Linked DNA regions of Homo sapiens: region 1 is linked to region 2. Evidence: read pairs that join two places in POLR2A ChIA-PET (ENCODE). Cell type or tissue: MCF 10A. All regions are shown on one strand. Links, peaks and the distances in the headings refer to the core of each region. The heading gives the core; the rest is flanking DNA.

Region 1 (16,697 bases), core at 7,393-15,392, 150 kb after region 2:
GTAAAATATCTACATGTATAAGGTTAATATATATAGTCAAGTTAGGCTTTCACATTTGCTTACCAACCTTGTAAATGGCATGCACTGCTGAATAGTAATTAAACTGCTTAATAAGGGAAATAGGAAAGAAACGAATATTTAATACATATCTGCTACAATCCACACACTGCTTAAGGTGACTTTGTAGGTTATCTCACTTTATCCTCACAGCAACCTTGAAGAAACAGAAAAAGGAAATGTCATCGTCCTAAGTCTTGTTTGGAAGGAGAAAGGTCTGGAACAGAGACTCTGTTTTCAATGAGTTCCCAGACCTTTAAAGGGGAGGTAAGAAAAATAATAATGAAAATATACAAAGAATACTTATAAACTGAAGTTACTAATTTTTAAGGCAACTCTGTATCTGTCATTTGAGATTGGTTCCATTCATTGCAAAGAATTTAAATCAAAATAACAAAAAGCAGGAGAAATCTGATTGCATCACGATAGAAAGATGTTACTTTCATGGAAACAACTTCCTAAAGCTTTAGATAGGGTCTATAATTTGATCAAATAGGAGAGCAATAACCCAAAAAGAAACAGAACCAAACAAAATCTTCAGTGACATTTATTGTCGTCAAAGATCATAGTCTAGAGTATAAAGTTCTTTTCTTGCTTGTTTAAAATTCCTGCCTTATTTAATGTAACAAATCAGAAGAGAAAGAACTTAACATAGGAAGGACTGTAAATCCCTGAAGAGCTTCTCTGAGAGCATTTTCACAGATGTCTCAGAGAAAGAGAGAGAAAGAAATTAGGATGAATTTAGTATTTTTAAGAAAACTAGCCAGAAATATCAATTTGGGTACTTTCGTTTGTCTCAATTCCATAGATCCCGAAGCAATCACAGGCATTAGAGTCTTGTTATGAAACCATAACCTGCAAGTTTTCTTCCCCTTGACTAGGTAGGTAGAAGAATGTGATAGGATGAATGCATGATGTGGACAGTCCAAATCCTGCTTGCTCTACTTAGTAGTAGCTGAGATAACTCAAGTCTTTGTTTCTATAAATGGCGTTAATGTCTAACTTACAGTGTTACTGAGAAAATTAAAGCAGATACATATTTAAGATGCTTGGAACAAGTACTCAAAAACGGAAAAGATTGCCATTAAACACACTCCTTGAAGATAGGATACCTTTTATTGTACTTTGCCTCCTTCAGGGCATTTGAACAGAGCAGACTCTCAACACATACAGTCAGTTCTTGTTATTCTAAGTAATTATGTTCTATAAAGTTGCTGCAGTCCAGGTGTGGTGGCTTACACCAGTAATCCCAGCACTTTGGGAGGTGGAGGGAGGTGGATTGCTTGAGCCCAGGAGTTTGAGACCAGCCTGGGTAACATGGTGAAACTTCATCTCTACAAAATCCAAAAAAAAAAAAAAAAAAAAAAAAAAAAAAGTTAGCCGGGCATGGTGGCATGCACCTGTAGTTCCAGCATCCTGGGAGAATGAGGTGGTAGGATTGCTGCAGCCCAGGGAGATCAAGGCTGCAGTGAGCCATGATGCTGCCACTGCCATCCAGCCTGGGCAACAGAGTGACACCCTGTCTCAAAAAAATAAATAATGGCAGGGTGCAGTGGCTCACACCTGTAATCCCAGCATTTTGTGAGGCCAAGGCAGGCAGATCACCTGAGGTTGGGAGTTCGTGACCAGCCTGACTAACATGGAGAAACCACGTCTCTACTAAAAATACAAAAATTAGCCAGGTGTGGTGGCGCATGCCTGTAATCCCAGCTACTAGGGAGGCTGAGGCAGGAGAATCACTTGAACCTGGGAGGCAGAGGTTGTGGTGAGCCGAGATTGTGCCATTGCACAACAGCTTGGGCAACAAGAGCAAAACTCCATCTCAAAAATAAATAAATAAATAAATAAATAAAATGAAACATTAATTAGTGAATACTGAACCAATGCTCCTAGAGGAAACATAGGGCTAGGTTCCTATGAGTTTCTGGTCACATTTTGTCAAATGCTCAAATCATAATCTTGTTTTATGTGTTTCTGTTTAAAGACACATTATTTAATATATAGTTGATGCATTAACACTAAACTCATGGCCAATAGTGCTATACCTTGTGCCTGAAGGGAGTTTGTTAACATATGTATTTTCCCTGCAAGGCACATCACAGCCTTCTTGTGCTTAGGAACACTAGATGGCAATTTGGCACTACACTTAGGGGCCGTTTTAAACAGTGAAATCAACAAAAAGCATGAAAGTGCAAAAACCAAGTCTCCAAATACATGCAAGAAAGCCAGGTTACAGTATGAGAGCTAAAACAAGAAGGGAGAGTGTTGTTTCATTCAACCTCAGCTGCAAACCTCAAGCAACTCAAATTTTTGGCAGCTCTGGGCATGCCCACAAATGACTGTGAAAGTGCTACAAGTCTTGATTCTGGAGTTACAAATAAATTTAGCAAGTAGGCAAATTTGCAGACACAAATCTGTGAATAGTGAGGATCAACTGCATTTGTTAAATGGATGTATAAAAAAAAAGAAATTAAAAACCCATGAAAATAGGCCAAATATATTGGGATGTCTGTTCTTCCAAATCAGCTTCTCCCTCTTAAAAAAAATCTTTCTTAAAAAAGTAAAAATATGTATAAGTCAGAAACACACCTGTTCATTGCAAAATGGCAAGTTGGTATCAAATGGCTTTTCCAATGCTGATGAATGGTTTCTAAGGTTTTACTGACCCATTGGCTACCCTCTGGGGTGTGAACAGGGAAAACTAGCAAATTCACAGAATTATACTAGATTCTTTCATTAAGATGAGAAACTGAAATATCAGCAAGGTTCTGGTGACTCCAGAACCTTCCCAAAATGACCTAGAGAACCACAGTTACTAATCTTGCAACTGCTGGACAGAGTTCTATTTCTCAGAACTTATAAGTCAAGTAATATGCTTGGGTTTAGCGATACTTTTATGGTTAAAATAAGAAAAGTTATACTTCATCCCATTCTCATTTGTCATCTCCCAGAAGTTCAACTTCAGAGCCCAAGCTTGAAAGAAGGCATTTTGGTTTCAAGGTCTCTTTTCAAAGAGATAAACCTGACAACTTTGCCTGCAATGTCAGTTCCAAGATAAATGAGCTTATGCTATTTTTTAAAATTTCTGTTTGGAGACAAAAAAAAAAATTAAGTTGTTTTAGAAGAAAGTCAAGGGCTAATTTATGGAATGGACTTGATTTTCTTTTATAGACGTGAGAAAATATACTCTTTGTTAATATAAGTTTTCTTTTGCTCTATAAGACAATGGACACAAGCTTTCTGCTCCCCATCTCCTGGGTACCCAAGAGAGTGGGTATTCCCCTCTGCACTGTCACATGGTTCCAAAAACAGGAAGGGGAAAGTTTTCTTGGAATTAAGATTCAAATTCCATAATACAGAGAAGATCCAACCTCACCATTAATGTTGCTAACTGACCACGCCCACGTTTAACACCCCTAGGGTGAAAGCTGCTGATCACTTCCAGTTGGCTTCTCTTAACACATGGAAACTGACAGTCCCAAATGAGAAGCTTCTTGTCACAAAATCATGGAGCCAGGTTAGGCTCTCTGGGCATGTAACCCATGCAGTCCCACAGAGTCCTGCACTCAAAAGATCACCATACTTAGAAGGGTTCTGCCTTTGGTTTAATGCACTGACACTGCAGTCTTAAAATTCTCATTTTTCTTTTTAACAAGGATCCCTACATTTTCTTACTGCCCTGGGCCCTGAAAATTATGAGCCTAGTCCTGCATGGAGCTAGTTAGTAGCTGAGGAGGATTGCACAGACTCCTTGTCCAATACTTCTCCCACCTATGCTAAGTGACCTGACGTAAGGTCTGCGAAGGACAGTACCTCCTCTGCAACTATGATAGCTCACATACGCAGACTTCTGTATGGTGTCAACTTTGTGCTTCAGAGCATCCATCCATCCATCCATCTGCCTAGGGCACGTCGTGAGCCAATCACTCATGCACTCCTAGCATCAAACACATTGGAATCATAGCCTGAGCTCTGCTAGGTAGAGGATCAGTTTATCTTTATTAAGAGAATGAGCTAACAGACAGGCAGGTTAGGAATACAATCTTTTCTTGGATAAATAGAGTGGACTTCATTCACTCCAGCTGCATCGTGTGGCATATTTTATGCATATGTATTTTTATAAAGCAACTAGAGAAATAAAGCAATCTTATATCATCTAAGAACAACAATCTGACTTTCTATTTGGCAGGCTGCCCTGCAATCCTTCCTTTCTCAGCTCCTCCATCTCTCTTCCAGGCTCCGGGGGCCGCCTCCCTCTTGTCCCCATTACTTTGCACAAAGGTGAATAAATCAACGTGAAGCTCTTATCATCTTATTTTCTCTCTGCTCCCTTCTATTCTGTCCTCCCAATCTTGAATGGTTTGAGAGAAATTAATGCCTGTGTCTCTGGCAAATGTATTGCGCCTATAATTCAGTTTTAAAACAAGCATACCAGCAGTGGCCAAACCTTGGGTAGAAGATTCATTTTTCACATGAGTAATTGGATCCTTCCATTCAATTTTCTTTCAAGTATTAAAGACAACTGATGCCTCACTGAAAACTCCTATAAAATTTCTACGAACACTTGTCAACTGAGGGTAGGGCTACCCTGGAGGGCAGGTGGTGGCACTGGCAAAGCATTTTCCTACAGTTCACAGGTAGAAGGTTATTCCAAGGTAGTAAAAGTAATAAGAAATCTTTATTTCATCAGCCTCCACTTTATGCCATCAATATTTCTGTAAGGTTAAAAACTCAGCTTTGGTGTTTTCTTAGGTGACAACATTATTGGATTTAACGGACTTGTTCAACTAATACAATAAACATTCTTTAGCGATTGCTTTACTGTGCCAGGGTTTCAAAAGATGCTTGTATTAAGAAACATCTATTTGGTCTGTCAGGGCTACATTTGTGTATTTTAAATGACACATCATCTCTATAGTGTTTTTTAATACAACAGAAATAATGTGTCTTACTACTTAATGGTTAAACATCCAGCAACTGCATTTTGCAGAATGAAATTCACCATGATATTGGATACTGGGATAAACCCTTTGTGTTTACAGATGGTTATTCTACTTTTTTTGCAGACAAATTTATTTCAGAATTGACTGAAATGGCTCAATTACTGACTGACTCCAAGCCATCCCGATTAGCCACAGAAGTGATCTGACCATTTTGCAAGTCATCAAGGTTGTCTGTTGCTATTTTCATAGTAGCACTTAGAAATTCTTAGAAATTCATTCCGCTTACCCCGGTTACCCAACAATTGTCTAATTTTTCACTTCTGATGCTTATCACTAACCCCTTCTCCCTGGGGTATTGAATTCTTTAGAAAGTAATTGTGGGCCACCTGTCCATGTCTTCTTCTGTAATGGGAAATGAAAACCGAATGCCAGCATAATACTCTGACCCACATTTCTGACCACTCCTGAAAGGTGAGAACATTAAGAGACTCAGGCAAGATCCCCCAACCACATCATCTGCTTGGAAGGAAAGGAAGACTGTGCAGCATCTACCAATGAGGAAGTCCCAGGTGTTTTGGTTTTGCTTTTCTTTTCAATCAAGATTTGGGGTAAAATCAGGGGACACGAAAGCAGGAGAGCCTATCTGGAGAAGGAAGAGGATCATGGAAGAGTCTATAAAACAAAATCTATCAGAAATCTCTTGGCCAACTAACTGTCATGTACTGCTGTTTAACAAAGCATCCTTAAACTTAATGCTTGCAACAATACAAAACATTTATTTGCTCATAATTCTGAAATTTAGAAAGGGCTCAGCTAAGTGATTCATCTGCTCCATGTGATATCAGCTACAGTCACTCATTTAGCTTTAGTTGACGGAGAGGTCAGCTGGGGCTAGAATGATATCGAGGTGGCTTCACTCACATATCTGGGTCCTCAGCTGTGGTGGCTGAAGATCTGGGAGCTGTCTGGGCCTCTCCTCAGCAGGGTTGTTGAATTCCTTATTTGGTGGCTCAGGGCTCCAAGGTGAGCCACAGCAGAAGCTGTCAGGGCTCTAAGTGGCTAAGCCTGGAGTTGGCACAACATTGCTGCTGCCACATTCTAGTAGCTGATGCAAATCCCAAGGCCAGCTCAAATCCAAGTGGAGTGAACATAATTAGATTCCATGATTCCGTATCTGGATGGGGTAAATGGAATGCACAAATATGGGTGGGAGAAATAGTTGGCATATCTATGGAGACAGTCAACCGTACTAGCTCCCAATGTTTTTCTCAACCCTAGCGTGGATGAGGGTACTAATGGTCAGCTCAGGGAGTTAGTGGTCACTCTCCATAATTTCACTTCACAGGTTAGAGACATTGGCAAAGAACATCTTTTTCTTTAAACATCACTGCGTGTTTGTTATTGGATTCTCATTTCAAATTGACTTGAGCTTCAGACCAGTTCTAGCACCATGAGTCAATTTGTAAGTCAAACAGGCAACTTGTTTAGGAATCAGAGCACATGATTCATATTCAAGCAATCAAGCACAAAGAAGACAAAACACCTTATTTATGCTGCCTTCCTCAATTCGAAAGAGACGTTAGCTTCCAATGTCACAGGAAAAGGAACATGTCAGTGAAATTTCCATAGACAATAGTATTAACACATGATTTGTCGTTGAGCTTCTAAGAGTCTGAAGGGTCCTCAGAAAAAAATTCTGATTTTGTATGATCTTTAACTTCTTTACTCATTTTAGAAGCTCACCACCAACCATGTAAGATGAGATTCCACCCATTTGCTCAAAATGTGTCACTAGAGCTACAAAGAGAGGGTGCTCCTGGGCACCCCAGTTTGGGCTTAGTTAGTAAATAAGCCTAAATCCCCTCTCTAAAACATGGTTTAGATTTGCAGATCAAGACTGATAGACTTCTCTTTTGTGTTCCAACAGAAAGTAGTCCCTTGGGATCCACCTTAGGTATAAATAAAACATATTTTTGTGAGTGAGAAAGTAAACGATTTCTTTCTAATTTCTGATTGACCTCTGATTCCTAGGCTTTTGTGACAGATCACAATGTCTTCAAGCAACAATCTATAATGTTCTAGTGTTATCTGTGTCACTGACCAGCAGCTTGACACTGGGCAGGGTGGTTTTTCCCTTTCTGAGTTCTTGCCAAAGGGTTCAGGGTTAAACATTAAAGGTGCATTAAAGCTCTAGTTAGTGGAAAGGGTTAAATATCATCATCAAATTTTACTCTTGCAAAATGTTTCACAGGTTCCAAAGCATTTTGTGTAATTGCCTCATTTGATATCAATTTCTAGGGTTCCTTCCATCTTCAACATTGTATGATTTGATGGACTAAAAATGCATGCTCAATTGATAAAATGTACCTTTTTCCAGTAGTTTAAATAGTCAAAGACTTTTAAGTGCTCCTGCTGTGGAGAAAGAAAAGTCTGTTTCTTTCATCTCTGCATTTACGTTGGAAGACCAGATATCACTTTCAAAATATTTTTTCAAAACTTAAGGAGAGGTGTGACTTACCACTTAATGATCAGCCTTTGCTCACACATTTCTGTGGTTCATTGAGCGAACTTCACTGTAGAACAAGAGTCTCCTAGAGAAAAAGCATTCAATCTATCTTCCTGGAAGATCTTGGCATTCATTCCCCTTAGGGGCTACCCAAAAGAGCAAAAGGGAAAGGCAGAAGGGATCTCTGGGACCTCACATCCTTATTTAAGCAGAGAAACTCCCCTTTTATCAGTGTTCATTTTCACTTCAGTGTAAAATTTCATTTGAACTAGGAGTTCTAAGGTCATCAAATATTTGAAAACTACTGCTTAAGGGAACACATGTGGATTTGTAAATCCTGCTAAATCTATTTATGTATTGTGATATAATTCTCCCTACTGATGCTGTAAAAAATTGTTTTAAACTGAAAGCTATGATATAAACTATTCCAACTGACCCCACATATCCCCAAAGGCCTCCTTTAAAGTTCTACTCTGTGGTTTGAATGAGTTTTTGAATGGATGCCAAAGATTTCCTATCTCCTCTGCTAAAGAGGCTAAGACTACAAAAGAAGCCAAGCCAGGGGGAAAGAAAAATTCCAGCCATAAAGTTTCAAAGAATTCTCAGATATTAATTCTGACCCAAGTGCCAGAGTGATTCACTGGCGGGTGATGCTGAGTAATCTTACTTTGGACTCTTAATCCATGTTCTATTAATGGATTTTAGCCACAGCTCAAAAGGTTAGGAATTAAAGACCCCATTTCCACCTCTTTTTATTAAATTATTCTAACCTCATCCTGGGTAATTCATCACTGTCTCACTCGCTCTTGGTACACACATTGGGAATGGAAGGGCCAGTTGATACAATCACCCTGTCCACCTTCCCAAACACATTCTAATAAAAAAAGAGCCCTAAGTCCAGTTTCTCTGAGATTTGAGAGGGTGGTTATTCCAATTTTACATTCAGTACTGCTGAAGAGTCAGTTCCTAGAGACTCTTGCTCCTTAAGGAGTCTCTTTCTTTAGTAGAATCATACCCTTTGCCTTAGTTTTGGTAATTTTCAATGTTGTTTAGGTTGAGCCTTTGAACATCGTGACCAGATGGTCATCTGTTGGCAGTTTCCATAGCATTCGTTCAGTGGGCACAAATCTTGAAGGCTACTTGAAGAAAGAGGATGAAGTTCAGATGGTTCACACACCTCCAGAAACCTCTTTCAACTGTGAACAATCTTGACTTGCTGTGGTTTCTGTACATGTAGTAAAGCATGTTGAAGGAATGGATGCCTTGACTTCATTGATACCTGGAATGGACGGAATTATATCCCCTCAAAATTGGTAAGTTGAAGCCTCAACTCTCAATGTGACTGTATTTGAAGATTAAAGGGCATTAAAGGAGGTTATTAAAGTTAAATGAGGGGTCGGGCACAGTGGTTCATGCCTGTAATCCCAGCAGTTTAGGAGGCCAAGGCAGGTGGATCACTTGAGGTTAGGAGTCTGAGACCAGTCTGGCCAGCATGGCAAAACTGCATCCCTATAAAAAATACAAAAATAGCTGGGCATGGTGGCGTGCACCTGCAGTCCCAGCTACTTGGGAGGCTGAGGCATGAGAATCACTTGAACTCGGGAGAGGTGGAGGTTGCAGTGAGCAGAGATTGCGCCACTGCCCTCCAGCCTGGGCAACAGAGCGAGACTCTGTTTCCAAAAAAAAAAAAAAAAAATGGTTAAGTGAGGTTGGAAGAGTAGATCCCTGATCCAACAGAATTGGTGTTCTTAAAGGAAGAGGAAGAGATACCAGGAGTATGTCTGCACAGAGGAAAGGTTGTGTGAAGACACAGAGAGAAGGTGGCCATGTGCAAGCCAAGGAGAGAGGTCGCGGGAGAGAACAACCCTACCCATCCTCAATCTCAGACTTCCAGCCTCCAGAATTGTGAGACAATAAACTGTTGTTTAGGTCCCCCAGCCTGTGGCACTTTGTTATGGTAGCCTGTGATATTTCGAAATATCACAGGCTACCATATTTTGATATTTGGTCTTCCTGTTTCCTGGCTCATCATTCCCAAAACCCTTGGAATCTAAAGCAATAAATTTCTTTGTGAATGTTAATGAGATGACTGGTGGCTGGGGGCTCCTGGATAGCCTCAGGATGGGGGATGGTTGCCAGGGGAATGTTGTAATTAGAGGGTTGAAACTTTCAGCTCCCCCACTACCACCACACACACACCTCTGGGGTGGAAAGAGGAGCTGAAGATTGAGTTCATCACCAATGGCCAGTGGTTTAATCAATCATGCCTATGTGATGAGACCTCTACAAGAACCCAAGACTGGGTTCTGACAGCTTCCAGAGAGCTGCACACACAGCAGTTCCTGGAGGTTGGTGCAACCAGGGATCTGGGAGCTCCAAACCCCTTCCTACATACCTCGCCCTATGCATCTCTTCTATCTGGCTGCTCCTCTGTATCCTTTGTAATATCCTTTGTAATAAGTGGGTCAACATAAGTGTTTCCCCGAGTTCTGTGAGCCACTCTAGCAAATTAAACAAATCTAATGAAGCGTTCATGGAAAACCCCAATTTATAGCCAGATAATCAATCAGAGGTATACTAATCGCAACAAGCATTTAAAGTGGGGGGCAGTCTTGTGAGACTGAGCCCTTAACCTATGATATCTGATGCTGTCTACAGGTTGATGGTGTCGGAACTGAATTGAATAAGACACCCAGATGATGTGTGCTGGAGAATGTAGTGTCAGAAGTGTTATATCGAGAGATGTGTGGAAGTAGAGAAAAAATATTTTTTTTTCTCTGACATAGCCCAAGCAGACTAATACAGTGCCACAACTTCAACATTTGGAATCAGTCTGAAGAAGAGAAGTTTCCAGAAGACATTATGGCTGTTTTTAAATATCTGAAGACAGTGACTACTTTTAGGTTGGTGCAAAAGTAATTGCAGTTTTTGCTATTACTTTCAATGACAAAAACCGCGATTACTTTTGCACCAACCTAATACATGCAGAATCAGATTTGTTCTCTGTGAATCTAGAAGGAAATCTAGAACTGGTTGGAAATGTTTTAAAAAATAAGGAATTTGTCTCAATGATAAAAAAGGAATTTTTAACTGTTAAAGCTTTTCAAAAGAAGAATGAGAATGAGCTACATAACAAAAGTGGGTAAGATCCCATCTCATAAATAACCATCGATCTGGATTCCGAAGCATCACAAAGAATGTTGGACTACCAGGACTCTATGATGACTTTTAAGTGGTAAAAGTAGGATTTTAAAACCCTCTCATCAAGGGTTACCACTAAGTAGCTCATTATCTTGGGCAAGTTGCCCAAAGTCTCTTCATCTCAGTTTCCAAAAATCTTTTTAAAAAGAAAGTACAGTTTTTGTGAAAATTGAAAAGAATATATTAGTAAAGCATCAAATAAATAGAAAACATTATCATCATCATCATGCCATTGGTGTCATCAAATGAAAATATTCCAAGAAAAGAAAAAATATATAATGCTTTCCATTCATATGATGAAAATATATACATTTTTTCTTACTTTGGGTTTGCTTTAAAAATATAAATATAACTGTGCTTCTCATGAAAAGGTAATCATATAAAACCATTAAAAACCCAAACCCTGGAAGTTTGCCTTACATCATAAGAAGAAGAGCAACAAAAAGCCTTAGTGAAACTGAACAGAGTGTTCTCTTTTCCCTGATGGGTGAGATGCGATCTGCACAAGCTGTGAGTGTAGAGAAACAAATGCTAGTCCTTCAGCTGTAGGGGTCTGGGACGACCTTCCTAACTAAGGCAAAACTGCCTTTTCTGTGAGTCACCCTTTGAAGGAAGGGCTCGCTGCCTGGGAGCAGTTTTACTGTTTCACATTTCTTTCATTCATCACTTTTCAGGCCCTGCGCCGTCTGGCACAGCCCCAGCCTCTTTGTGTGGATATCTGGCTCTCATTGCTGCAGAGAAGTGATGTCAGGAGGCTCTGACTCAGGTGAGCAATAAGGAGCAGATGGCGCCTCCACAAACCCAGAGCCTCTCCCCGCACCCTGCTCCTTGGAACAAGAGTAATTATTATAAATGGGATGGGTGGTGGGATAAGCAAAGATCCAAGTTTTCTAAGAGGATCTGCAAAGCTGAACCCTCCAGGAAAAAAAAAAAAGTGCAGCCACCAGCATGGACAACAGAAAGGAACCCTGATTGGAGATTGTTTAGGAACATGGTGCTCACTCAATTGGGCGTTGTGCTAATCTGATTAATGAAATGACGATGCTAAGCGGGGCGTTCAGCTTGCTGCATCCGTAGCTAAGGCAAGTTGGGCAATTCCCCCCAGAACATCAATTCTCAGCACCCTTGTCAGATAACTGTTTATGAAAAGATGAATGCACGTGGCAATCTCGGGTGAAGGAGGCTGATGCATGTGTTGTTAATGATTGAAATAATCAGTTTGGTAGTAACTGGCATGTGCGCTTGTCAAATGACAGGCTGGGGAGCATTAGCATTCCTCAGGCATGGACGCCTTTATCTTCAGGCTGGTGTCTGACAACTACCAAGATCACCCATGAATAAATATCGGGCCTTACCCAGACATAATTAAACTGCCAATGCAGATATACCTAAATAAAATTGATATCTTAATGACACCAGATAGTGTTCAAGTAATGAAAGCAGTGTGAGAGGGACCTGCACAATGAATGGAGACATCAGTGCTCATTCCACAGGGGACTCTTCCCCCAGTAACTCCTCACAGAGGTTGCTTCTCATCGTGGTGGAGTTTTATTTCTGGCCTTTTCTCTTCGATTGGCCTGCCTTCACCATCTGAGAAATCTTTCCTTCTTTCTCCCTAGCTATACCGGAGAGCTATGTATCTCTCTGCATGGAAGAGGTTTGTGTATCTTTTGTTACACTCCACTGGGCCACAGAGATTTTGGTTTTGTGACATCTGAAATAACCCCACTATGCTTAGGACACCAGTGTTTGCTGATCCTGGAGCTGCGGCTGCATCACCTCCTCCACGGAGTCCCGGGAGAAACCTCCGTTGCTCATGTCTGCATCACTCAGTACATCCAGCAAAATGCTAAAAAGCATCAGGTGGTAATCTCAGCATTTTCGGGGGCCGAGGCGCATGGATCACTTGAGGTCAGGAGTTCGAAACCAGCCTAGCTAACATGGTGAAACTTTCTCTAATAACAATACAAAAATTAGCCGGGTGTGGTGGTGCGCACCTATAGAGTCCCAGCTACTCAGGAGGCTGAGGCAGGAGAATCGCTTGAACCCAGGAAGCAGAGGCTGCGGTGAACCGAGATTGTGTCACTGCACTCCAGCCTGGGTGACAGAGCGAGTCTCCTTCTCAAAATAATTTAAAAAAAAGTACCAGGTGAATCTGATCTCCAGCCTCTTGCCAGCTCTGGGGGTCGTTTGAGAGAGAGAGTGCGTATGTGCATTTATCTGACTAATTTCCACCTGTCCGCCCTCTCTGACTTCATAAAATTGACTGTCTACCACGTGGACCAACTCCTCACCACTAAGATGCAAGCACTTTCATCTTATCTAGTCCTTTATCTTTATATGCCACTCCCAGGAAAAAATGAATCTGCCTCTGAAACCATTTCTACAACTCCTTATCATGTTTCTTTTTTCTTTTTCTTTCTTTCTTTTTTTTGACGGAGTCTCACTCTGTTGCTAGGCTGGAGTGCAGCGGCGTGATCTTGGCTCACTGCAATCTCTGCCTCCCAGGTTCAAGAGATTCTCCTGCCTCAGCCTCTCGAGAAGCTGAAATTACAAGTGCGTGTGCCACTACGCCCAGGTAATTTTTGTATTTTTAGTAGAGACAGGGTTTCACCATGTTGGCCAAGATGGTCTTGATCTCCGGACCTCGTGATCTACCCGCCTCGGCCTCCCAAAGTGTTGGGATTACAGGCGTGAGCCACTGCGCCCAGCCCATATTACGCTTCTTAATTGCCGTTATCTTGCAGTAGATTTTTCCTACTGATTTCCCTATGGAAATGGCACCCCCTCTTTCAGCCTCTCTCTTTAACTACCTCCTTTGACTAAAATGTGATTATTCATAGACTTAATTTGCTCACCTGAAAATCGCTGAAGTTGGACAAGATCATCATTTCTCAAACTGTGTCCTCTAGAACACCAACTTTTCGTAGTACAGTGCCAAGCAGCAGTTGTTCAATAAATATTTGTTGAATAAATGAAAATACTTGTGTCATGATAAAAGGGATTCTGGAGACAAGTGTAGGGAGAGCTGAGAAAAATGTGTTTAATCTTTACTCTAAAACTTTTCAGACCTTCCGATGGGCTACTAAGCAGTATAAAACTTCATATGGTATGCAACTTTTAGCAAACTTATTTAACCATGGAATTTCATGTTTTGCAGTTGCCTAGGAACCCGTCACAGAATATACATTAGATTTAATGATTACCAAATTTCTTTTGGCTATTAAATTCTATGACCACATGTCTTACACAGAGACCCATCCATCACTCCCATTCACCTCAAGGGAAGAAAATAAGTCTTCAACTTCATCCCTCCCCATAGCATCTAACACTATGTCTTTCCTTTTAAAGTCCTGTGATCATTAAAAAAAATTTGGTCTTTGTCCCCAGTTCCTGACACAGCTCCTAAAGCCCTTGGAATTTTGGGAGTAATAAGTGCCTTTTGCAAGTAAATGTGATGACTGATGGTTGGGGGGCCCCTAGATAGCTTCAGGGGAACGGGTTGCCAGAAAGACCAACGCACCATTAGGGAGTTGGAACTTTTAGCCTCACCCTACAACCTCCATGGAGGGGAGAAAGGGCTGGAATTGGAACTAATCAACAATGGCCAGTGATTTAGTTCATCATGTCTATGTAATGGAACTTCCATAAAAGCCCCTAAACAACCAGGGTTCAGAAAGCTTACGGAGGTGCTGGGAGGCTGTGCACCCAGAGAGGACATGGGAAGATCCATGCCCTTCCTCCACACCTTGCCCTAAGCATCTTTTCCATTTGGCTGTTCTTGAGTTGTATTCTTGACAATAAACTGGTTATAATAAGTACAGTCTTTTTTGAGTTCTGTGAGTTGTTCTGGCAAATTATTGAACCTAAGAAAGGGGTTATGAGAACCCTTGATATTTAGCCAGTCAGTCAGAAGTACAGGAGGCCTGGGACTTGGGATTAGCATCTGATATGGGGCAGCCTTGTGGGAGGGACTGAGCCCTTAACTCCAGGGATAGGATGCTAACTCCAGGTAGATAGTGTCAGAATTGAATTGAGTTGTTGAACACCTACTTGGTGTCTGGAGAGTTGGAGAATTGGTTGGTGTGAGCCAAAAAAAAAAAAAAAAAAACCACACGTTTGGCGTCAGGTATGGTGTTATTAAACACAGCACAGTAGTCCTGATTATTTAAATATACTAACCAAGTCTAAATTCTCACTTTCACACTCTCATGGTTTCCAGTAGCCATTTTCATTGTCTGATGACTTTGTATCTGTATTACTTCTCTAAATTGTTACAGTTACTTTGGGTAGCTATAACAAAATACCACAGACAAGATGGTTTATACAACAAATATGTATTTCTCCCAGTTCTGGAGGCTGGGAGGTCCAAGATCAAGGTGTAGGCAGATTCAGCATCTAGTGAGGGCTCTCTCCCTGCTTTGTAAATGGCCATATTCTGTGTCATTCTCACATGGAGGAGTCAGAGAAACCCCTGGTCTCTTCTTTTAATAAGGGCACTAATCCCGTCATAGCATCTCTACTCTCATCCTCTCACTTAAGCCTGATTATCTACTGAAAGTGCTATCTATACCAATACCACCCCATGGAAGATAAGGGCTTCAATGTATGAATTTTGCAGGAACATGTTTAGTCCATTATATCCACCATGTGTCTTAATATCTTAGATAGTGTTCAGATTAACAAACCGTCTCTAATCCTATCCCCCAGTCTACCATATTCTTAGACTTCACTGGCAGTCTCCACTCCACATGTTGAGAGGTGAAGCTGACTGGGCTTCTGGGTCGGGCGGGGACTTGGAGAACTTTTCTGTCTAGCTAAAGGATTGTAAACACACCAATCAGCACTCTGTCTAGCTAAAGGTTTTCAAACGCACCAATCATCACTCTGTAAAAACGCACCAATCAGCGTTCTTGTGTCTAGCTAAAGGTTTATAAACACACCAATCAGCACTCTGTAAAAAATGCACCAATCAGCGCTCTGTGTCTACCTAAAGGTTTGTAAATGCACCAATCAGCACTCTGTAAAAACACACCAATCAGCACTCTGTAAAATGGACCAATCAGTGCTCTGTAAAATGGACCAATCAGCAGGACATGGGCAGAGCCAAATAAGAACTAAAAACTGGCCACCCGAGCCCGCAGCAGCGATCTGCTCCGGTCCCTTGCCACACTGTGGAAGCTTTGTTCTTTTGCTTTTCACAATAAATCTTGCTGTTGCTCACGCTTTGGGTCCGCACTACCTTTATGAGCTATAACACTCACCACAAGGGTCTGCAGCTTCATTCCTGAAGTCAGCAAGATCACGAACCCACTGGGAGGAACAAACAACTCCGGACACGCTGGCTTTAAGAGCTGTAACCCTCACTGCGAAGGTCTGCGGCTTCACTCCTGAAATCAGCAAGACCACCAACCCACTGGAAAGAAGAAACTGCAGACACATCTGAACATCCGAAGGAACAAACTCTGGACACACCATCTTTAAGAACTGTAACACTCACTGTGAGAGTCCACAGCTTCATTCTTGAAGTCAGCAAGACCAAGAACCCACCGGAAGGAATAAATTCGGGACACAATGTCATCTACCCACAAAGGCTCATAGTTGTTATTGCATTGCACTGCTCAGCCTCTGAGCTCTCTTCCTTCCTTCTGTGTAAAAATTTCCTCTTGCCGCATTCCTTTGTTCCACCGCTGTTCGACAATCCTCTGACCTCAGGGCACTTTCCTGAACACTGATGACTTCCAAAGCACTAAGTCCACTCATCCTCTTCTGATGGTGGTTGCTCCCCACTCTACTGGGCTCCAGCACTGGACTATTGGACATCACCTAGCCAAGCCCCCTAAACCCCCATACAGACTTAACATGGTTCCATGCCGACTGTCACACAGGAAGCTCTTCAGCCACGTGCTTTGTTCCTTTTAGCGTCTAAGAAAATTATTGGGAAAAGTCACGAAACTAGTTTATTTTAGTTCGCCATAAAGAGTTGCCAA
Region 2 (16,697 bases), core at 2,510-10,509:
AAGACCAAGTATTAGAACAAAAGATGCTCCTACCATCACTTAGGAAATTACAAGTCTCTGGGGAGCTCTGTGCCGGGAACTAGGGACAGAAGCCAATGTATATTTCTCATGATATCACAATGTCACACTCTTGTTTACTGCCAGCTCTCTAGCAGAACACATATTGCCCTAAAGTAGCTTATAATTTCCATCCCATTGCTACTCTATACTTTTGGAAAATGCTCTCTAAATAGCTTCGTCTTGGTTTTTGCTTTTTTGATAAGTTGTCAAGACTAGATTAATATCTAAATTAATTTTTTTTTTGAGATGGAGTTTCACTCTTGTTGCCCAGGCTGAAGTGCAATGGCACGATTCTCAGCTCACTGCAAACTCTGCCTCCCAGGTTGAAGCGATTCTCCTGCCTCAGCCTCCCAAGTAGCTGGGATTAAAGGCCCCTGCCACTAGGCCCAGCTAATTTTTTTTGTATTTTTAGTAGAGACGGGATTTCACTGTGTTGGCCAGTTGGTCTCCATCTCCTGATCTCGTGATCCTCCCGTCTTGGCCTCCCAAAGTGATGGGATTACATGAGCCACCGCGCCCGGCCTCTAAATTAAATTTTTATAATTAACATTATGTTTTAAAGTTCACAGGGAGAATTGAAAAGCTTATTATACAAAGAAAACTATCTAGTAAGTTATTTTCAAAGGAAATAAGAACCAGGGAGGGTTGAGACTGCTGTCCTTCAAGATTAATTGCTAAAAGATATTGGAGAAATCCATACAGACTTTTGAGAGGAAAATTTGGGAACCCTCAAATTCCTGGACAAAATGTCATACATGTGTGAAGATAATGGAAAGAATTCCAGATATGCAAATTTCATAAAGTATACAATCCACATACTTATCCTGAAAAATGTCTTCCAAAGATGAACTCGAATGTCATAAGAAACTAACAATTTTGGAAAACTCAGGCTCAGTAAAGAGGAAGTAGAATAAAAAGTTTAGAATAGAAATTTGACATTGTTTAAATACATAATTTGGTTTCACAAACTTACAGTTACAAAGAACTATGAAAATACCATAGTTCATTCAGAAAGAAAAGATAATGCTTTCAAATGAGAATTATAGTAATCAGCAACCTCTGAAATCTCATACATAAAATGGGAAGTGAAAAAAAAAATGAAATTTTCTAGTTTTCTTTCCTGAATTGCAGAGACTATTTTATACTTGAGATAGACCATTAAAGAGCTAAAGAATGCATTAAAAAATTAAACTGTAATTAAATTAAAAATAGAGTTTATATCTTAAAATTCCATAGAGAAAATAAATAAATATACATAATCTATATAACAAAAGATAGTAAAAGAAAAACAATGTACAAGCATATATTAAAAAAAATAAAGCAAGATGGCATGTGGAGAGCAAATGTAAATTAGAAACTGGTTAAACATAAAACGACAAAGACCATCAACTTGTATTACAAAACAGAAGGCAACTATATTCTGCATCCAAGAGCACACTGAAAACAGAGGAATCTAGAAAACTTCACATTCAAAGGGTGTGAAAACATGTCAATGAACTCAAGTTAAAAGAAACCAAGAATCAGCTGGGCACAGTGGCTCACACCTGTAATCCCAGCACTTTGGGAGGCCTAGGTGGGTGGATTGCCTGAGGTCAGGAGTTCGAGACCAGCCTGGCCAATATGGTGTAACCCTGTCTCTACTAAAAATACAAAAATTAGCCGGGCATGGTGGTGGGCACCTGTAATCCCAGCTACTCGGGAGGCTGAGGCAGGAGAATCACTTGAACCCGGGAGGCAGAGGTTGCAGTGAGCCAAGATCATGCCACTGCACTCCAGCCTGGGTGACAGAGCAAGACTCCCTTTCAAAAAAAAAATATTTAATACTTCATGTTTTATTAAGATCAGAAGGCAATGGGACATCCTTAAAGTGCTTTTAGAAAGAATTCTATGTGCATAAACCATGTATGTCAAAAAGAATAGTGAAATAAAGATATTTCAGATAAATAAAAAACAGGAAATTTGTTACAAAAGACCTGAACTACAATATATAATAAAATATACTCTTTGGACTGAAGGGAAATGGTACCGGATGCTAAATTGCATATACAGGAAGGCAAAAAAAGCACCATCAATAGTAAGTATGTAGGGAAATGAAAGGTGACTGACTATGGTATGTAGAAGTAAAGTATTTGGCACTGGCACAAAAGAAGCAAGAAATGGAATTACACTCTGGTAAGGTTCTCCTTACATAGTATGTGAAATGGTATATTAATTATAAGTAAACTGTGATAGGTTAAGAAAGCATATTGTAATCCCCCAAAGCCCAGTAAAGATAAAATAATAAAGACAGAAATCAGTAAAATGAAAAATAATGTAGAAAATCAACAGGTTAATACTTGGTTTTTTGAAAGGATTAAATAAAATTGACATAGTCCCTAGGAAGACTAATCAAGAAAAAGAAGACACAACACAAATAACCAATTTCAGAAATAATAGAGCTGATACACATCCTATAGACATTAAAAAAGAGACGAGAGGGATATTATGAACAACTTTTCACTAACAAATATGATAACATACATAAAAAGGACAAATTCCTTTAAAAATGCAATGTATCAAAACTGACTCAGGAAGTAACAGAAAATTAGAATAGCTTAACTCTATTAAAGGTATTTAATTCATAATCAAATAGTTTTCCCCAAAAAAACTCCAATTGTATGAAACATTTAAGGAAAAAATAATACCAATCTTATATTAGCTCTCTAAAAAATATTGGAGGAAGAAATGCTTTCCAGTTTGATGAGTCCAGCGTGATGCATATCCCAAAACTAAGTAGACATTATATTGACCCATACGACTTAATAAACGTAAAAACGATCAGCAAATAAAATCCAGCAATATATAAAAAGGATGATAATATCAAGTGGGTTTGCTCTAGGAATGCATGGCCAGTTTAACATCTGAACCTGTTTGGAATTTTGTGGCTCTTTTGTTAAATTTTGTTAATTTCTTGTTTTATTGTATTGTAACCACATAAGGTAGCCTGTATATACTTTTCCTTGTAGAAATCACTGACAATTTTTTGTATTGTAGATTATAACCAATTTTCAAAATCATCCCTGGGGTTTTGTAAAGAATATCTATTCCCTGTTGGTTAAAAAGCTTGACATATCTAGTAAATCAACCTTATTTCTTTTATTATCCAATTAAGCATGTTATGTCTACTTGACCAAATGTGGTGTGTTAAAACCATCAACATTCATATTTCTGTTAATGCCATCGTCTACACTTAACAAGAGTTTTTACTTTATAAATTGTGAGGACATTTAATTTGATGGATAAAATTACATGCCAATTATATCTTTATTTCAATGGATAATTATTGTCAAACTGAAACAATTTATTTCCTTTTTAATGCATTTTCTCTGCATTTCATGTTTTTTGTTGTGTAATGGCAATATTGTCACTTTGTTATCCTTTTTACTCAAAATTATGTAATACGCTATAACCTTTTTTTTTTTTTCCCCCAAAGTCTCCCTCTGTCTCCAGGCTGGAGTGCAGTGGTGCCATCTCGGCTCACTGCAACCTCCGCTTCCTGGATTCAAGCTATTCTCCTGCCTCAGCCTCCTGAGTAGCTGGGACTACAGGCGCGTGCCACCACGCCCAGCTAATTTTTGAATTTGTATTTATTTATTTATTTATTTATTTTGAGACGGAGTTTCACTCTTCTTTCCCAAGCTGGAGGGCAATGGCGAGATCTCTGCTCACGGCAACCTCCACCTCCTTGGTTCAAGTGATTCTCCTGTCTCAGCCTCCTGAGTAGCTGGGAGTACAGGCATGCACCACCATGACCGGCTAATTTTTTTTTTTTTTTTTTTTTGTATTTTTAGTAGAGACGGGGTTTCTCCATGTTGGTCAGGCAGGTCTTGAACTCCCAATCTCAGGTGATCCGCCCACCTTGGCCTCCCAAAGTGCTGGGATTACAGGTGTGAGCCACCGTGCCTGGCCTATCACCCATTTATATACATATAGTGATACTTTGGGGTGGAATTCTTACATTCATCACACACCTGAAATTCTTAAAATTAATTTGTGTGCTTGCAATTAAATTTTTTTATTTTGAAATAATTTTAAATTAACAGTAGAATACAAAGAAATTACAGAGGGTTCCCCTACACTCTTTAAACAACTCCTAATATTAACATCTTATAGAACCACAGTTGCTACACAGATTTTGCTAGTTTTTTCACTAATGTCATTTTCCTTTTCTGGATCCAATCCAGGGCACTATATTGTACTGTTAATCATGTCTTTTTGCTCTCCTCTAATCTGTGACAGTTTCTTCATCTTTCCTTGTTTTTCATGACTCTAGCACTTTTGAACGGTACTGTTAGGGTCTTTTGTAAACATATTCCTCAATTTAAGTTTGCTTCATGCTTTCTCATAATTAGACTGTGGTTATAGATTTTTGTGGGAAAATATTACAGAGGATGTACCTGCTCATCACATCGTATCAGGAAATACATAGTATCAACATGACTTATCACCACTGATATTAATGTTGATCATTTGCTTCAGGTGGTGTCTGCCAAGTTTCTTCACTACAAAATCATTATTTTTCCTCTCCATGTACTACTTGTTGGAAGCAGTCGCTAAGTGTAGCTCAAATTCAAGGAGAGGGGAATTAAGTCCTACCTCCTGGAGGGAGGAGTACCAAGGAATTTGCAGACGTATGTTAAAACCACACAGGAATTAATAAATACGATGGGGAGAACTCTGAGCCTATGAAAACTTCCTGTTTAAAATATCCTTGAAGTTTCACCCACTAATTTTAGCATTCATTGATGGATCTTGCCAGCAGCCGTTATTACTTTGGTATTCTAATAGTGATATTTTAATTCCCTTATTCCTTCTCCACTTAGTAATTGGAATTTTTCTGCAAGGAATATTTGTCCCTCCTTCAGTTATTCATTCATTAAATCATTTGTTTATACCAGTAGGAATTTGTGGATGTTTGTTTTATTCTTTGGGTTATAATTCAACACTAAATATTATCACTTATTCTGTTGCTCAACTCAGTTGAGCTTGGCCATTGGGAGCTCTTTTGGGTTACCTCTTGTAGCCTTTTGACATGCCCTCATCCTTTTTTCTTCTTCTCCTTCTTCTGCTTTTTTAATACGCTTTTCTTTCTGACACTAGAAGATCCCCCAGGCTCATCTTGTATTTTCTCTGCCCTGGCCTTAACCTTATAATTTATTAGCTATTTCTTTAGAGAGCCCTGTTTCCTTTTATTGGAGAATAGTATTTAAAAACTAAGATCAAGGTGCTGGATGTGCTCATTGCCACTGCGGTGTTACTTTTAGGGAGCGCTCAGTATGCAATATGTGTATGTGTGTTAACTCATGTCTACTGTACAAACATTTCTATATTTCGGTATCTATCTGCTTATCCATATATCAAATATGCATAAATTCATACTGGAAGCTCTGACTTTTATCCAGCACCAAAAGGAAACTTCTAGCCTTCCCTCCTTCCTTATTTCTAATTTCTTTCTCTGATAGCGAGAAGCTGATTCCCCTTAACTACATTGCTCATTTATTTCTTTGGCTGTAGCGCACTTGTAGTTTCAGAATTGCTCACTCTTACCCATGTGCAAAATGACTTTGTTAATATTTGTGTATCCTTCATTTTCCTTAAAGCAACCTATCAAAACTCTCTTCTCCAATTTCCTTAACCCATCACCTTTTCCTCCCCACTCTGCTTGTGTTTTTGCGAAGGATTGAAACACGAAAACTCTGTGGTCTTTTCTCACTCTTTTCTGGAGTTCTAACAGAAGAAAAGAATTCTGATACTAGCCTGATTTTTACTTCCTTGAGTTTGGATTTTTTTGCTACCTGGACATATTTATAGCAAATTCCTTAAACTCTAAAATATAATCAACATAAGTTTGGATTTTAGTCTTGTTTCTTAAGAATTAACATGATGTCTTTCTTTGATTTAGGAAAAATTTTACTTTTTCATTTGAGGCGAACATGAAAACTCTCTACATGTGAAATGCCTGCATGCCTGGGCAGGCTCTGGGATGAGGAAGGTGGTTTCCTCTTAAGAGATGAATACAGGCCGGGCGCGGTGGTTCACGCCTGTAAACCCAGCACTTTGGGAGCCCGAGGCGGGCAGATCACCTAAGGTCAGGAGTTCGAGACTAGCCTGACCAACATGGCGAAACCCTGTCTCTACTAAAAATACAAAAATTAGGTCGTGGTGGTGGGCGCCTGTAATCTCAACTACTCAGGAGGCTGAGGCAGGAGAATTGCTTGAATCTGGGAGGCAGAGGTTGCAGTGAGCTGAGATCACACTATTGCACTCCAGCCTGGCGACAGAGCGAAACTCCGTCTCAAAAAAAAAAAAAAAAAAGGAAAGAAAAGAAATGAATACAAAGACTGGGAGAGAAGCATATTTTCCATATTTTGTCCTTAGCCCCAGTAAGTTTTCAAGTGGGTCCTCAACAACAGCCATTCCTTCTGAAAACCCTGATGAAGGCAAAGGAGCCACCGCTGACATCATCAAGGCTGAATTTACCCAAACTGGAGCTGATAACCGTGGCTAAAATTAGCGTGGCTGTGAATGAGACGCCACTTATGAAAGACAAAATCAGTAAGTGGCCCTCGAGCTAAGACTTCGTGGTTGGTATTTTGGTCTCATGATAACAGCTGATTCAACATCAGTATAAAACTTGGGTTGAGAATTGGTGAAGAGGCATGTATTTCCACTCCCACCAGACATTGTGGAGACACGGAGATGCTGGGGATTGGCCAGAATGGCCGTGTGTGTTAAGTGTGAGCTTGTGAGTAGATGCTTGGGTACTGCTGAGCCCCTGAGTGTCTGAATCCCCAGAACACACTCCTGAGGCCATCTCCCCATGTCCACTCCCAAGGTGCTGATCCAGTCCCCAAAGGTCAGGAAGCCACCTGCACTCCCAGCTTGGAAAGGAGAGTGATGCTGGCAGAAGACAATGAAGATTGGGAAGGGTTGGCTGGTTTCTATTCAGTTACATGTTGCAAGATCACTCTGGAAGGGAGGCGAGTACATGAGTAAGAGTGAGTAGGAGTCTTTGTTATGTACATGGTGTAATATTTGCTCCACAACCTCAGAACAGATAGATCATTCGCGACTCCTCCAGTGTGGGAAGATCAGAGTATCAGAATCTCAGATTACTCAAAGCACATCTGGAAGGTTTTACTGCATGGGTCTATGACCCTGGCAGATGCCCTGTCTGGATTTGGGTCCTGGGTCTTCCTCTATGTGGTCTGGGCAGATCGGTCAGTTTCTTCAACCATAGAGTAGGGACAGTCATCTTTGTCCTGCCCACACAGGGATGTCCTGAGGCTCACACAATAGACAGAATGTGAGCATGTGTGAGGAAAGCTGGCACTGCAGACACAGCTGTCCACCATTGAGAGACAAGGTGAGGCAGCATCCAGGAAACAGCTCCGGACTCTGACACCAGCATGATTATCCCTGCTTTGGCCCTCAGCAGGTGTGAACTGGGAAAGTTGCTTAATCGCTGTGCCTCAGTTTCCTGGGAAAGGGACACTATCCATCCCTAAAATTTTATTGAGAACCTGGTACATGGAGGCCTAATTTCTCTGTGCCTGGCATATGGCAAGTGTAATTAAACAGGCCCTATTAACCTGGAGCTGTTAACCCGCCCTAGAAGGTTCCTGCATCTATTGAACAACCTGAACTTTCAGAAATTCCTAGATCTTTCCAAATTAATTGGAAGAAAGACACAGAACTGCCTTCTGGCCTCCTGTGAAATATATGTCTCCACAGAGTCCTCCTTATTTTCCATTTCTTAAGGCATTCCATGGCTTGCTTATCATGGATAGTGGGTTTTAAAACTAAAAGGGATATTTTGGTTCCTCCAACCCAAATCCATCCCTTTGTAGAGAAGGAAATTGAGTCAGAATGTTCAGACAACTTGACTACAGACATATAACTAAGTTTCATGCTGGAGCCAGGCTTTCTCACCCTGAGGCTAGTGTTCTTTCCGTTAAAGCTTAACATGTTTCAATGATATTCACAGGACTTAAGTGCCCTTAACATCTAGCAAAGACTGGACCGAACCCCCTTTCTCACGACTTGTGGAAAGTCCCTAAGGTTTCTGAGGATTTCCCAAGAGCTTGGATTCTTATTTCTCCGTGAATTGGCGTCCTCTATGAATGCGCTTCCCGTCTTGCATTGTGCTGACCTTATTCCATGCTGGGCTGACCTTTTCTGCTTCATTTCAGTTTCAAATTCAGTTTCTTTTCAGTCTCCAATTCAGCTGCACGCTCTCCTGTCTGACTTCTCTCTTTGCTCCAGGCCTTCCTCCTTCCTTTCCCATCCTCCTTTCATGATGCTTTGTGTGTTACCAGATACCAACCCTGGTCTTTCAGTCCCTCAAATTACTCTCAGACTAAGTTGTTGTGTGGCAGCCCTTTAAAAAAGGGTTCGGTTTAACAGGCATTAGTTAAGAAAAGCAAAAACAAACAAAATAATTCTCACTTTCTCATATGGAGCAATTCAACTGCTAAACGCAGTTCTGGGCCACCTCCCTTTGGCACTCTAGCTTAGAATTCACCACTTAATTAGATTAAGCTTACAGACCAAGAACTCTTTTTTGCTGTGTGATGCAATATGTCTACCACAGCCCCTGAATCATAATTTAGTTGTTTAGCAATTCTACCTGCAAGACAGTTTCTTAATAGTCCTGGTAGAAAGCCACCTGAGAAGACTGATTATCCTAACTTGAGACAAATGTTCATTCCTGGACTAAAATTTATGGCCAGAGGTGGGGTTTACTCTGCCCAGGCCAGTGCAGCAGGCCCAGGCCTGCAATGGTGGCACTCTGGTTTGCAATCATCCATCCTAGCCATGAGAAAGTGCTCCCTACTGGGAAGAGGACTTCTGGCATCAGAAGTGGGGAAGGAGTGCTGGACCAGTAAGAGTGATATCCATCTTGGACACGAACAATAAGGCTAGGGGTCGCTCTGACTAAGCCATTTTTCCACATCGCCACTGTGTTAATCTCCCCGAGTACTGCACTTCTGAATTTCTCCCATATTCAAAAACTTTCAAGACTTCCCTTTGCTCAGTGATAAATCTGGTTCATTGAGTTGAGGAGAATTATTCAAGGTCATCTACAACTTGCCTCCAGCTTACCTTTAATTTTAGATCCTGTATCTTCTTCTACCCTCTTTTTTTTTTTTTTTTTTTTTGAGCCGGACTCTTACTCTGTCGCTCAGGCTGGAGTGCAGTGGCGCGATCTTGGCTCACTGCAGCCTCTGCCTCCTGGGTTCCAGCGATTCTCCTGCCTCAGCCTCCCGAGTAGACTAGCTGGGATTACAGACCTGAGCCACCAAGCCCAGTTAATTTTTTTTTTTTTTGAGACGGAGTCTTGCCCTGTCGCCCAGGCTGGAGTGCAGTGGTGCGATCTCGGCTCACTGCAAGCTTTGCCTCCTGGGTTCATGCCATTCTTCTGCCTCGGCCTCCAGAGTAGCTGGGACTACAGGCGCCTGCCACCACACCCGGCTAATTTTTTGTATTTTTTAGTAGAGACAGGGTTTCACCACGTTAGCCAGGATGGTCTCGATCTGCTGACCTCGTGATCCGCCTGCCTCAGCCTCCCAAAGTGCTGGGATTACAGGTGTGAGCCACCGCCAGTTAATTTTTGTATTTGTAGTAAAGATGGGGTTTCACCATGTTGGCCAGGCTGGTCTCAAACTTCTGACCTCAGGTGATCCACCTGCCTTGGCCTCCCAAGATGCTGGGATTACAGGCGTGAGCCACCCCACCCGGCCTTTCTACCCTCTTTATAAAGCTTTTCCTTTGGACAGATTGGCCTGGTTGCTGTTCTACAAATATACTTTATGTGGTTCTGCACCCGGGTCATTACAGAAGCTATTGCACCTTTGTAAGGGCTGCCTTCCTTCACCCATCAAATCCTTACCATCCCAAGAAGCACTTTCAAAAACCCCTCTTTGTGAAGTCTCTCATGATCATTTACTTTTCACCATCCAGTAATAGACAGGAAATGGAAGATGGGATGTCTATGGACAGAGCTTCCTCCTCTCAATATAACAGCTTAAGAAGCATGATGTTTACATCTAAAGTTACTCACACTGTTACTCTTCAGCAAAACAAGAGTGTTGGACTCGATAATTGCAAGGTCCCACCTAACTCCAAGGGACTCCAAGGGATTGGCTAGGAGAGTTGCTTTCAGGAAGATATAAATAAACACCTGCCTCTCACAGTGTTCACTGCCCCCTCAAACAATAAATGGAAGACACAGTTTGAATATCAGCTTTTCTGCTTATATGGGGAGAATAGAAATAAAGTTCACTTTGATACATATCTGTTTTTCTCCGTCAAATTCATCAAATTTCAGAATTGCACTTGTTCATCCACTGACTTTCCTAAGGGTGGGATAGTAACAAATTCTGCCAAGAAAACAAGAAGCGAAGTATAATGAATAACAGAACCAGCTTAAAAATTTGCATCCAAGGTGATCTTTAAACTATGGTTTATTAAGCATAACATATGAATAATTTTCCAAGAAATGGGCCACACACAAAGGTATAATGAATATAATAATCTTCATTTCCAACATTTCATTTTGCAGCTCCATTTACTTGAAATGATCGGAGGCAAAAAATATTGTACAACATATTTCCTTTTCATGAACATACTTACACACTATGAGAGAATATGGGATCATTTCAGTTTGATGGTGGGAAAAAAGTAAGGAAACATGTAGTGTGGATTTCAGGCTCAATTCTGAGTATTGTGTTTTGTTCAGCAGTCAAATGAATTTCATATTATTTTGTCCCAAGTTATCTTGTCAGAAGGTATCACTCCCACTGAAGCATTGGGAAGTGTCACTCCACTGTCAACCTGTCTGACAATCATATTAGTAAACACTGGCGGCTTGATAGGTCATGCACTGCTCTGGAATACACTGAGAGTGTATTAACATATAGAGTATCACTTTGTCAAACCTGCTTGTTAATCTACATTTACAGATGTACAGTAGTTGATGGGGTTGAAATGCTTCCCTGGGCAGGTGCACAATGGCCCCAAACCAAAATAAGCAGCAGAAACAGTAAGCAAGTCTTGAGGTTGGAGTGGAAGTTATCTCCTTTATTTGATGAATTTCAATACCTGCAGACTGCTGACAAAGTCTGTATACTCAGGTTTTTCTAACAAATGGTTCTTCCAAAAGAGCTTAAGAACATCAAACAGACACCATTTTTCTTTCAATATAGTATAGAATGTGTATGAACTAGGAATCAGTACTTCCAGTGTATGCTACTTGTATGGCCTTTCACTAGCAAGGTTACTTAGGTGCTCAACCTCAGTTTTCTTATCTGTAAAAGGGGGATTCATCCATCTACCCATTTATCCATTCATGGACATCCTGCCTCCTGAGACTCACATGTTCCAGAGACGAAGAACTCTATGATCTTTATTTACTTTTTATCCTTTACTCTGTTCTTTCTCCCATGTAACCTGACCACCTTCCCATTTCTATCTATGTGCTAGGTCCTAAGTTCTCATGTGCTGTTGGTTACCTAGTAGGTTACCATCTCATATTTTTCCTTGCTGTCACCGTATTACCATCCCCCCTGCATTCCTGCCACTTAAAATCACAGACAGCAGCATTACACTGTCTATTATCATAAGAGCCAGCCCTCCCATGCCCTATAATTTTTCCAGGTCATTAAGTGGGGCCTCCTTACTTATGTAACATGTTTTCTGCTTTACCCAGACCTGTTGTCATTCACATTTACATTGGAAAAACATGTAAGTCCTACTGAAGAGGATGCAAGCACTGGCAACATAGGGAGAGAGATACCTCTGTGGGATCCAGGAGCATGTAAGCCTGGGGCTGAAACAGCACCCAAGAAAGAGACTGAACCACGGACAATGGCTGTTGTAAGAAATATCCGACCAGGGGAATGAGCAGAAAGAGAATGCCAGGTCATGGAAGCTAACATGAGAATAAGAGATATGCTGCTGATTGGATAAGTCAAAATACTCAGAGCTGATGAAAACGGTAATGGTGCTGCATTTATTGACATCTTACCGTGCCCCAGACCCTGTGCTAATTGCTTCTCATGCATTGTCTCATTTAATCCTCAAAATGACTCCAGGGTGATTATTACCCCCATTTTAGAGATGAGGAAACTTTGGCTCATGGTTAAATAATCTGACCACAGACGCACACACACTGCCAGTAAGTGGCAGACCCAGATTCAGATTCAAGCCAGACCTCAGGCCCTTAGCCACCACTTTTACAGTCTCTCCTCAGCCAAAAATCAAGAAAGAAAGGCCAGAGTTAGGAGTGGCTGGAAAAACAGTATTTCTACCCCATTCATGTTAGAAACTTACACTCTGCATTTTTGCAGGTTTACTTTATCTATCCAAAGAAATAATTTCTGCTTATCCCTTTTTTTCTTCCTCAGGCATAAGGTTAGAGGTATCAAGAGGCTTTGCATTATGAATAAGCAACACCCACACACAAGAATTGTAAGCAGTAAAGGCTGTCTTCTCTCACATAGCATGAAGTTTGGGGACAGGACAGTCTTGGGAATTTTATTATTATTTATTTATTTATTTATTTATTTATTTATTTATTTTTTGAGACAGAGTTTTGCTCTTGTCATTCAGGCTGGAGTGCAATGGCATGATCTTGGCTCACTGCAACCTCTGCCTCCCAGGTTCAAGCAATTCTCCTGCCTCAGCCTCCCGAGTAGCTGGGATTACAGGCGTCCACCATCATATCTGGCTAATTTTTGTATTTTTAGTAGAGACGGGATTTTGCAATGTTGGCTAGGCTGGTCTCAAATTCCTGACCTCAGGTGATCTGCCCAACTCAGCCTCCCAAAGTGCTGTGATTACAGGCGTGAGCCACCACGTGTGGCTGGTCTGGGGAATTTTAATTCAGCAACACGACTGTGCTCTATGTGCCTTTTACATTTTCACTCTGCCATCTTAGCCTTTTGGAGCTGTTGCCCCTCATGGTAACAAGATGGCTGCAGCACCTCCAGGCACCAAGCACAGACTACAGATGTTCAGTAAATAAATGGGGTATTTCTCCCATGCCTCTCTATTTGGTAGAAGAAAAGACCTTTACCAGAGCTTCTTTAAAAATCTCCCCTTGGGCTTTATGTCCATGGCCAAGCCTAATCACTGGCACAGAGGAGGGAATTGCTATAGGTAGCTTAGATCAATCGTGATTCACTCTCTACCCACATGGGATGGAAAAATCCAAAACAAAACTAAAGAGGAACATGATGAGAGCACATGGGGAAGTGAGGATGGGGGTGAGCAGGAAAGGAGGCTACTGAGTAAGCAAAAGATAGTGACTGCCATGCAGACTAAGGGAAAAGGAGATGGCTAGATGGCCTTGACTCCTTATTAATTTTCTCCCATAAAGCTAATTATGCAAATTGGGGATACACACACACACACACACACACACACGTAAAGAACCTCAAATAATCACAATGGGAACTAAATTCACAACACAAATGACTACCAAGTTTACTTAAGTGCTTAACCTCTGTTTTCTTGTCTATAAAATGGGGATTCATCCATCTACCCATTCATTCATTCATTCACGGACATTCCTTCATGGACTTCTACCAAATAGAGACGCATGGGAGAAATACTCCATTTATTTACTAAATATCTGTAGTCTGTGCTTGATGCCTGGAGGTACTGCAGTCATGCGTGACCTTCTATTTCTTCAGTGGGTATATATGGTTGTGAGTAGCCTCTGTGGACCCAGTAAGAACAAGGTGATGTTCAAACCCTTCAAGGTTGCTGTCTTATTCCCATGGAAGAGTTTCCTTATGTGTATCTTTTCACTAAACTGCTGCAAGAGGACACAAAAAGTAACAAGAAAACAGTAGTGGCCGGGCGCGGTGGCTCACGCCTGTAATCCCAGCACTTTGGGAGGCTGAGGAGGGCGGATCACGAGGTCAGGAGATCGAGACCATCCTGGCTAACACGGTGAAACCCCATCTCTACTAAAAATACAAAACAATTAGCCAGGCGTGGCGGCGGTCGCCTGTAGTCCCAGCTACTCAGGAGGCGGAGGCAGGAGAATGGCGTGAACCCGGGAGGCGGAGCTTGCAGTGAGCCGAGATGGCGCCACTGCACTCCAGCCTGGGAGACAGAGCAAGACTCTGTATCAAAAAAAAAAAAAAAATAAGTAAATAAAATAAAAAATAAAAAAAAGATCATCCTATCAGAATCACACCCACTTCCACCCACATTTTCGTCTTGATGAGGAGACCAAGCAACTCAAGTCTGTCTTATTTCTCATTTGCAGCACACTACAGGTTAGCTGCTATAAGTCATGGGTGTCGCTTGTCTAATAGCACTTGTATCTCTACATAGGAGACGGTGGGAAAGTTAATATCAAGGTGGCTTTTACGCATCTGAGATATATTTTGTGTACCAGAATGGTTCCAAAGAGAACCTTTTAGTTTTAGTGTGAACTGCATAATGATACACAGTCAACTGGGCCTCTGTCTGGTGACAGTCTTCAAAACCAAAACTAAATTTTCCCCATGGAAATATGTTTAGGAATAGAGGCCCACAGTGATATTTCTACTCCTAAGAGGAAATTGTTCACATCAGCAGAATATTAAGTTCATGTTAAAAATATAAATTCCTCTACTGTCTTTCTCTGTACTTAATTCTGACCACACGCTTCTCACTCGGGAAGACCAAGGTAATAACCAGCTCTCTAATGGGGTCACTCAAGGCTACACTTACCTTCTGCTCTTGAATCCTAGCTATCAGATCTTGGTCCTTTAGGAAGCCCTTTTAGGGCTTCTCACCTCAGATCTAATGCTTTTCACACAACATTTTTTTTTTTCCATCTGTACTGATACATACTAGAGGACAATCCAATGAAATAAAAATGTATTTATGTAGAAGTATGATGCATATAATAGTCTATGGTGGAATTTGAGCCAATTTTTTTGAGCTGAGCAGAATTCAGAAAAGGAGAAAAGATACAGAGAAACCATAAAGACTGGAAGAGTATGAGCAAAGAAGGTTGCACATGTCACTAGAATGGGTTGGAGGCCAGCAAGAATATCTGTATAGACAGCTTCCATTCAGAAACCCTGCCTCTGTGAGCTTGAAATTCTGGACTCCAAGGTAATTACCTGGGCTTTTGTTTCCTTTTTCCAGAGGTCCAGATTCCAGATGAGGGAAGAGTCGCCTCAAGTTCAAAGTACCCTGTTCTTAATGTTTCACATCTCTCAGTGAGATGTCAGATGAGTATACACATTCAATATGGCAGACATAGTTGGGAAGTATAGCACAGTCAACAAATTTGCCTGCAGCACATAGCCTGTGAACTGATTTGGACACAAATCCTTTGCCTCTGAATTTTTTTTTTTTTTTTTTTTTTTTTTTTTTTTTGAGACGGAGTCTCGCTCTGTCACCAGGCTGGAGTGCAGTGGCATGATCTTGGCTCACTGCAAACTCCGCTTCCCTGGTTGAAGCGATTCTCCTGCCTCAGCCTCCCCAGTAGCTGGGATTACAGGTGCGTGCCACCACGCCCAGCTAATTTTTTGTATTTTTAGTAGAGACGGGGTTTCACCATGTTGGTCAGACTGGTCTCGATCTCGTGACCTCGTGATCCGCCCGCCTTGGCCTCTCAAAGTGCTGGGATTACAGGCATGAGCCACCATGCCCGGCCCTGAATTTTTTTTTTTTTTTTTTTTAACTCTTCCTACTATACAAAGTTGTTTCCTGTATTCCAGGACCAAAAGAATTTGAAAGGAGAAGAAGTGAAGAACCAATGTCTATTCTAATAAAAAGTCCAAAATGCACCCCTCTTCCCTCACTTCCTCAAACCCTCATGAAATATAATAAGAACCAACAGAAACCAAGCTATCAACAGCGTGAGTTATCAAACTGTATAAAAAACCTGTGTTTACATTTGTTGCCATTTCGAGCCTTTCATACCCATAGTTCCGTAATGTAAATGTTACTTTATCTTACAGAACCCTTGATTCCTGGCTGAAAGCTGCTCTGTGAACATGAAGAGTCTCCTTTTTTGACCACCTTCCTTCTGGTACCCCAGAGAGTAAATGGTTCTTGTGACTTAGAAGCTGTTCCTCTTTGCCCAGACACTCAAATGTGCCTTTCCATGGGAGCAGAGACACTGAAATTGATGAAATTGACACTGAAATCTATGCGGATTCTGTTGTTTTTCTCTAGCTGAGAATGAATGAGTAATGAGTGAGTGAGCATTCACCTGCTGAGTATCTGTGATGTCTGAAGCACTTTGATAGGCGCTTTTTCCTGGCCTCTTTTTTAGACCTCACAGTGACCAATGTGCTTCTGAACAAATCCCAGAGGAATTAAATGGTTTGCTCCAGTTCACTTAGAAAGCAGCAAAACTGTGTGACTCAAACCAGGCTTCTCAGCTTCTCCCCTCAGATCTAATGCCTTTCACACAACATTTTTTTTTTCATCTGTACTGATACATACTAGAGGACAATCCAATGAAATAAAAATGTACTTATGTAGAAGTACGATGCATACAATAGCCTATGGTGGAATTTGGGCCAATTTTTTTGAGCTGAGCAGAATTCAGAAAAGGAGAAAAGAAACAGAGAAACCAT

Evidence for each region. Peaks named below come from ENCODE experiments on the same cell type or tissue, not always from the same donor. Only the 100,000 strongest peaks of a DNase experiment are listed, where the experiment ranks them.
Region 1: POLR2A ChIA-PET joins it to region 2 with 6 read pairs; 1 of 35 experiments calls an interaction of 5 or more read pairs at or near these places.

What each region holds. Positions count from the first base shown.
Region 1 is chr17:13,533,146-13,549,842 of GRCh38, forward strand. All of the region lies in intron 1 of HS3ST3A1 (heparan sulfate-glucosamine 3-sulfotransferase 3A1), which reads right to left. It overlaps MIR548H3 (microRNA 548h-3), which reads right to left and starts at 10,501; the gene lies at 10,384-10,501. In MCF 10A, for the core only: no CTCF peak of the experiment used is centred there; DNase peaks (open chromatin) are centred at 8,056 and 11,396.
Region 2 is chr17:13,387,356-13,404,052 of GRCh38, forward strand. No RefSeq gene overlaps it. Among named protein-coding and RNA genes, the nearest start is that of LINC02093, 89 kb to the left of the region's middle. In MCF 10A, for the core only: no CTCF peak of the experiment used is centred there; DNase peaks (open chromatin) are centred at 7,116, 8,166 and 8,776.